Regions from separate parts of the Homo sapiens genome. Here region 1 is linked to region 2. A link is a contact called in ENCODE Hi-C or POLR2A ChIA-PET data. All regions are on one chromosome and are shown on one strand. The core of a region is the stretch at or near the end of the contact, and the rest is flanking DNA. Distances in the headings are between cores, read along the strand shown.

Region 1 (4,021 bases), core at 1,134-3,633, 200 kb before region 2:
ATTGGTACATATTTGTTTTATCTATATAGACTATACCATAGGCTTTTCTTTCTACTTGGAATGCCTTTCCTTAATCCTGTACTCCAAATGTATCTGTTGGACAAATTTCTATGCATACAAAGCAATTGAAATATCACTTCCTTAGTGGAGACTTCCCTGCCTATTTCATCTGAACTGTGCCTAATTAGTTATGAAACATTTTCTGAACCCCACTAGTACTGATCATATGGTTTAGTTCATAACCTACAAACCAGCAGTATGGGCTCTGGGGCCAGGCTGGTTGGGTTCAAATTTCGCCTCTGCTACTTATTTGTTGTGTAAAGGACCCTAAGCAAATTACTCAACTTCTCTGTGTCTCAATTGTCCTCATCTGCAAAATGGGGATAATGGTAATGCCTCATAGGACTGCCTCGAGAAATAAATTCATAAGAGTGTTAAACAGCATCTGCATTGAGAATAGTGCTGACACACAGAAACTGCTTATTAAATAAATAAAAACTTGTTGAGCCCAGAAGCAGTCTGAGCAACAGATAGTCAACAGCCAGGAGGCAATTGTGCAGCAACTTATCTTCTTTCCTGCCTACCTTCTTTTCGAGATTGTGAATGTCTTGAAAGAACAGGCCAAGTATTTTGCTTTACTCAACTTCATATTCTAAGCACCCAACACATGGTAGTTTCATTGAATGAATGAATAAATAAATAAATGATTTTCCATCCAAGTATCTCACTTTAGTTGAAATATAGCATAAATACATATAATAGATTCAAGAAAGGCCTCAAAATAAAAATATACGAATGTAAGTTGTCCATAACACAAGTAAATGTGAAGTCTCTCTACATTTGGTTGCTAAAGAAATAGTCAAGGAGCCCAGTGGATTAGAATAAAGAAAAGGGAATTTCCTTTAAAAGTTTAAAGCAGAGAAAGAACATGAACTGTATAGACAATTACAGAGAGTATCCCAGGGAAGGGAAATGACCCTTACCCAGAGCACTTGAGGGTCCCTAAGTCCTAGGCAGCTCCTCCCATATCTTATGAAACATATTCAGATGTACACACATCCAATATAATTTGGGGGCAAAAAAATGTAGTTTTTTTCTAATTTGGTTTTCAAATTATTTTTGTATTAGTAATTCCTTTGATTCAAAATTGGTTATGATTTCTTAGCAATCATTGGGTACCTGTAAGACGATTCAAGTGAGAAAAACTAATCCACAAATGCTTGCACCTATAATGAGATGTTTATGAATACTTAATTTAATAATTGATGAAATTAGCCTATGTCATAATTTGCAGCTATGTCACTACACATTTAAAAATTTTGGTATCACATTGTTCAATGGAATCAAAATATTTCTTCTTTATTTTTCTCCTCCAGATCTCAAGTATTTTAACCATCTCTTGAAATGTTCTTGGGCCTCAGCCTAGGCACTATGCCTATAGAAACTAATGGATAAAGCAACCCTGCTTCTTTAAAGGCCTGGAGGCAAGTGCAATCACGTTTAATGCTGAATATGGCAAACTTATTTTCCCTGTTGAAGCCAAGTATCTGTGTGGAGGATTAGTTGGATGCATGCTTCCAAAAGAAACCAGCTGTTCTTGTAAGTAAAGGCCTGCTGAAAGAAGAAACCAACCTATTTAGCTTGGAGAATATGGGGGCACAGATTGCCTTTTCCCATCACCTGCCAGGAACACCATGCACTTATTTCATCTCAATGCAAGATACAAGATCTAGGATCCAAAACACTATTTTCTATCACAAAGCCAGTTCTCACACCTTTTTCAGATCAAATGTTCCAGCCTCTTCAGAAAAGCTTAGAAAATAGTCTTTCTTTCACTCCCCACCAGTCTTCATTGTGACATATGTTGCATATCATAACCCTTGGTACTGGATGAAAGCTCCCAATCTGAATCAAGAACAGGTAAAGGTAAACAAAAAATTGAGGCTAAAAGAATCACTTAACCTGAACCACATGGTAGGAAAAGCATGCTAGAATGGAATATCCAACCGGCTATGGACATTGTTTTTGGCAGACAAATGAATGGCCCCATTATAAAGGCATCAGGGTTGGTGTATTGTCCAACTCTAGGGGGCAACATTGAATTGTATCCTATCGTTATGGTGCTCCCTGGAGTTCTGTAAACACATAGGTCTGAGAGTGATTATCACATGCCTATCTTATCCAGGGAAATAAGGAGCAAAATGGCCCAGAAGAAGAGAAAGAACATTCTACCAAGTCACACGTAACCTACCAACAGTCCACAACTGCAATTGATTTCATGCCCAACTCTTGCTACACCTAAGATTTGCATAACTTAGTACTGGGGAGGTTTTGGGGGAAACCAGAATTCCACCTCTGAAGCCAAGCCAAATCTTCAGTGACTGGAGACTGGGAAAGCTGCCTTTTTCAAATTTAGTTTGTCTTTCCCAATAGCACTTAAAGGACAAACGTGTTCTGTTCTGCATCTTTGGAACTCACTATTCATGGTTAAGTCATTGCCTTTGAGACTTTATAAGGGCTATTGGCAGTTTAGCTTTACAGTAAATGTAGTGTAATTTACACAATAAAATGCAGTCACTTGTTTAATTACTTACCTCACCTATTGGGACTTTTTCTCATCTCTCAGGTCACAGTTTTTACTTAGGGCCATAACAATGGGGTTGACATTGGTATGAAACACTTTTGAACCCCCCAGAATGAAGACTTCTTAACTGCACCTGAAGAGTGACTCGCCAAAAACAATGAAAGGTGTTTCACAATCTGAGTGGGTGAACTTCATCTAACTGATATGTAAATAAAGGAGTGGCGGGTTAACAGCTCAATACGCAGAAGCGGCCTCTCAAGAAAGCTTGGCTACTAGAAATGAAGGGCAACTTCACTCAAATCCTGTGACACTGTGGAATTTAGGCACAGCAAGATGCTTGGGCCTGGACCAATGGAAGGACAAAAGGTTCCTTTCTCTCTCTGCAGTTCATCCATGTCCAAAGAGAGAGAACACCAGGAGGTGGGACTTCTGAGTTGATTCTAAATCTTCCTGTGTAATTCAAGGCGTGTGTGTGTATCTGTGTGTGTGTTTTCTGTTTAAAACCACCAGAGAAATATAGATAGTCCCTGAGAAGAAAAGATTAATATGGCACCTTGGCCTTGCCCTTCTGGCTCACATGAGGGGGATAGCCCAGTAGACCAGCTTGGCCCAAGGGAGCAGAACCGCCCCAGATCCAACCACACAAAGAAAACAGAGACCTTGAAAGAGGAAAAATAATATTTGTGGCTATTAATGAAATCACAATCACAATAATAATTCTAATGTCAGTAGCTAGCACTTGCCCACACTTAAACATGGAAACTCAGATTCTGGCAAATTCTGCCCACTTTCCAAGGCTTTCTGGGAGTCCCAGGTGATGTTTTATAGGCATTTGCACACAGCCCTGTTGTTTTGCACTCCAGCCTCTGTGTTGAAGTCTGATACCTGAGAGTCCCTCTATGTCCTTCATAATAATTCTGGTATCAGCCAGAGCTGTGTCTCTTGGTAGTCTCAGAGCCAGTAACTCAAAAGGAGCCAAACTGACATTTATCTTCCTACCTGGGCATCAAAGCATTCCAGATCTCATGGGGTCTGCTGTGAAAACAGCTGCTTCTGCATCTCTTTCTCTCTGGGAGGGTTTAGACAGGAGTCAAGGAGCCAGACTCATCCATTTGGGAATTGATATCTGCGACAGATGATTCTTTTCTTTTCACCTCATCCCTTTCCTTACCATTTACTCTCCCTCCACCCATTCTGTTTCACTATATCAGGTAAACCCCAATAATCTACACTTTAATGAGCCCCCTTCCTGGGGGGAGCACAGATACCACCTCTGAGAAGCAAAGATGTATTCATTAAAGGCTGTATGGCCTCGTGGCTGAAGCTGTGAAGTCAGACCTGGATCTCAATACAGGCTCTACTCCTTCATACTATCTCCTTGAGCAAGTGACATAATCTCTTTGTAGCCTGGTCTCCTTGATTACCAAATGAAGACAG
Region 2 (3,770 bases), core at 885-3,384:
TGCTAGCAAGTGATGCCTCTATTTTCTCACTCCACCCTGTTTGGGATGAAGACATGAAGGCAGCAGACAGAGGCGATATTTGCCAAAAAACTAGTGGCCTCCAGATGTGCCCGATGTGATGGGAAGGACCAAAGGCCATCTGAAAGCCAGCCAACTTACTGTGCTTTTTGGTGTGGCACTTGGCAGGGGGGTCTTGCTCCTTTTTCATATCAGGTGACTCTGCTAAGGAGAAAAATGAGAGGCGTTTAATTGACCTATTTCCTATAATTCTCTTTTTTATTCATGCATCCACTCATTTAAACAATATTTACTGAGCACCTACTGCATGCCTGGCACCTTTGAGTATGTGCTAGTGAACCAAACAAAACAGAGATGATAAATGCTATGGAGAAAAATGATGCAGGTTAAGAAATGGAGATAGATGTATGGACTTGGGAATAATTTGCAATTTGATACAAGGTGGTCATAGGAGACCTCTCTGATTCCACGACCTAAAGGATATGAGGGAAAAGGTCATGCAGAGAGCTTGTGCAACAGCCTTCCATGTGTAACATAGAAGTGCAAAGGCCCTGAGGTTGATGTGTGTTTGGTATATGCATGCTGTAAGAGGCAGAGAGGGAGGAGCTGAGGTTCTGATCATTAATCCCTTATGGGACTTTTAAGGACATGACTCTGAGAAAGATGGAAGCCATTGAAAGATTTAGATCATTGAAAAATTTGTGGTTTTTTTTTTTTAGCATAATAGAAAAATGTAAACATTTATAACAAAGGAAGATGACTTTTAAGCCAGAGGAGTGCCCTTTTTTGGCATGCAAAGTTACATTTTAATCAGCCTGACAAAGGCGCCATTGAGTGGCCCAAGCTCAATACAGAGGGCCACAGTGGACTATGGAAACACAGATTAGTTTAACAAATGACTCATTATGGCAACCTCTGCGACTATTACCAAAGAGGAGATGATGGAGGCGGACCTGGGAAATAAAAATTCTTCTCAGAAAGAAAACTAAATGATCTAGCCGTGTGTGTGTGAGTGTGAGTGTGTGTGTGTATATGTGTGTGTGTGTGTGTGTGTGTGTATTGGGAGGACCAAAGTAGATCTTACAAAGACTCTCACACTCAAAAATCAGCCAATTTTAATACAAAGTAGTCCCTAAATACAAGCCAATTATTTTAAGAAATTGGGCCAGTAAAACTGATCTCTTTCATGTGCCCTTCCTAAACTAGGGTCCACTGACCCAGTGTGGCCTTCAAGGGCCCCTGGACTGACTGAAACCATATATGAAGGGAGAGGGTTCACAGCATCCATTCAATTATCAGGAGAAGCCTATTATTCAAAAAAGCTATGAACTGCCAGCCATTAGCTCCTAATTAAATTGGTTAAGAAAAAAAAGCTACTGTTTATTGAGCACTTACTATGTACCAGGCACTGTACTAAGCACTTTAAATGAATCACTTTATTTAATTCACACAATAACTCTATGACACAGGTACTAATATGATCCACAGTTTTCAGCTGTGGAGGATCTGAGAAACAGAGGGGTCAAATGACTTGACTAGAGTCACACAGCTGGAATGTGGAGCCAGGATATGAACACAAACAGTTTGAATCCAGAAGCTTTACTCATAACCATGATTCTATGTCATTTCCAGAAATGGTGGCCGGCACATAATCTCCCTTTGCACATAACAGATTTCACACAAGCCTTTCTTGCCAAGAATCAGGTTCACTTCTGTAATGCTCTTGTTAGTAGAAAAGATAATTTCAATCTGACAATTCTATATTTCCCAACGTTCATGGGCCCTTTCAACCATCTTATCACCCAGCTAATCAAGACTCAGTGTTCCCAGCAATTTCTCGAAACGTCATGGCAGGATGGAGAGAGGGATTTAATAAGACCTCAGTAAACAAGAAACCTCTCATCCTGGTTAAGAATTTCTCTCCTGGCATTGTCACTAGCAGGGCCTGCACCTGACTTGGGTTTCTCTGAAATCCGAGAGGACAAATTCACAGGAAATGCAAGGAGACTTCACTCTCCCTCCCTGTAGGTTGCAGGGTGAGGTTGCAACATCCCATCAGGATGTGACAATATTGCGACAGGTCTGGCATCCACCCCGGTTTCCAAGTGATACATCACTCTGACAGGGCCACGTTGTACTGCAGACAAAGAGTGGCATTTACCCAGCAGGCCACAAGCAAAGCTCATTTTCAAATGACATCCAGGAGGGATGCAGGGCCATTATTTCAGAGCCAGGAGTTGAATTCAGAAAAATACAAGAGTCTCTCAGTATATTGGCCTCAATTATTGTTTGTGGGTTCCTAGTTGATCTAGAATCAGTTACTTCAGAGTTCAGGTGCCTTTGTGAATAAGACGAAAACCTTGGACCCTCTCCTCAGAAAAAAATGCACATATATGTACACATGAAATTTTGTCAACAATTTCAGGGGGCTGTGGCCCATGCAGCAGTCCATGGACTCTAAAACCTCTACACTAGATAAACCATGAGGAAATATTCTTTGAGTTGTCAGCCGTTTACCCAAGCTAGGCTCCACCCAGCTAGGAACGTTCTTTTTTTAATCCCCAAATAAAAATCTTTCCATCATCATAAAGGGGAATAAGCAGTCAAAGGCAAAAGAAGAACCTAATTTCTTCCAGACCTCTCTGCCTGTTGCAGTGTGCAGGGGTAAGCCGTGGAATCACTGGCCTGCTTTACCACTGATATCTTTTGATCTTTAACCTCTCTTTAATATGTGTCCTTCTTCTGCCCTAGGATAAAAGTCAAGACCTTTGAAGTTAGCCATGTGGTTAAGTGATTCATTCTTATAAAATAATGGCTTGCCCTGGAGAAGTTGTCCAGCCTGGCTTTCTCTTGCTTGGCTCCCAGGCACTCCAGGCCAAGGTCCTATCCAGTCCAGGCAGGGGCAGCAACAAGCCACAGGTTTGTGATGCAAGTGAGAGAGCGTGACTTCAGCTAAGCTGCTTCGCAAGAAGCAAAGATTAGAAGCATTTGCATATGATTCAGCTGTGAGCCATTTCTTTACGGGATATACAAATTTCAGTGTTCTAATAGACCGTGCCACCCTAGCTTTAGGCTCAACAAGTCAGTGGATAAACACATCAAGCCCGAGCTGGCATGACAGGCTGGAGGACTGTCGAGCAGAACAGGACACCGGCAGCGGGCATTTTATGAAATGGGCAGATGACAGAGAAATCAAAACAAAGCCTATTTCCCCACCTGCGTTTATCACAGAGGGCATCAGTTTACGCTGGGCCTCGCCTTAGCTCAGCTGGTAACTAGCATTAAAACATAGAAAGATATTTCACTGCATTCAATTACATGGGAGCTCGAAAAATAAAGACTCAGGCAAATGACCAAGGTTTTTCCGGGGTTCTGCTTCCATGCAGTAGAGACTATAAACTATTCTGAAAGAAACTGACCCATATAAGGCTGTAATTAACTATCCTACTGAAGGGCTATTACCCCAATGAATACACCAACCCCAGAGACTGCATTGATTCTTTAGGGCCTGGGTGATTGATCTCATTTTCCAGCCTGGGTTACAATCACAGGATAGAAATGGGGAGCTGCAGCAAACAAGGATCAGAAGGGTAAGGAGAGAAGATTCCTGAGCCCATCTTAAGAAGGACTATTGAAAAATACAATCGGTGGACTCAGGAGAGAGCGAGTTCCTTGCTACTGCAAATGCAAAAGCAGAAACTGGCCTCTAAGGCCCCTATTGATTTTGAGATTCTAGAAGGTGTAAGTCAAGA

The links. A loop is a pair of places that touch in the nucleus more often than their neighbours do. ChIA-PET counts read pairs that join two places held with the same protein, here RNA polymerase II (POLR2A). Pooled maps may share reads with other maps.
Region 1: POLR2A ChIA-PET joins it to region 2 with 15 read pairs in MCF 10A. The contact joins two enhancer-like sites. A Hi-C loop is called at or near these places in 2 of 168 maps with a recorded cell type or tissue (aorta and psoas muscle) and 4 of 50 pooled maps. POLR2A ChIA-PET finds 5 or more read pairs at or near these places in 1 of 52 experiments (MCF 10A).

The regions. Positions count from the first base shown.
Region 1 is chr11:34,853,998-34,858,018 of GRCh38, reverse strand. The region is part of intron 6 of LOC102723568 (a long non-coding RNA gene); the gene reads right to left. It overlaps LOC105376624 (a long non-coding RNA gene), which reads left to right. Exons shown (of 2, transcript XR_931185.2): 2 at 1,377-2,598. Among named protein-coding and RNA genes, the nearest start is that of APIP, 60 kb to the left of the region's middle. Within about 2 kb of position 2,383, at least 5 of the 41 ENCODE cell types and tissues checked have a DNase peak (open chromatin) inside an H3K27ac peak, as active enhancers do.
Region 2 is chr11:34,653,360-34,657,129 of GRCh38, reverse strand. EHF (ETS homologous factor) reads right to left here. Exons shown (of 9, transcript NM_012153.6): 7 at 160-222. Among named protein-coding and RNA genes, the nearest start is that of EHF, 34 kb to the right of the region's middle. Within about 2 kb of position 2,134, at least 21 of the 41 ENCODE cell types and tissues checked have a DNase peak (open chromatin) inside an H3K27ac peak, as active enhancers do.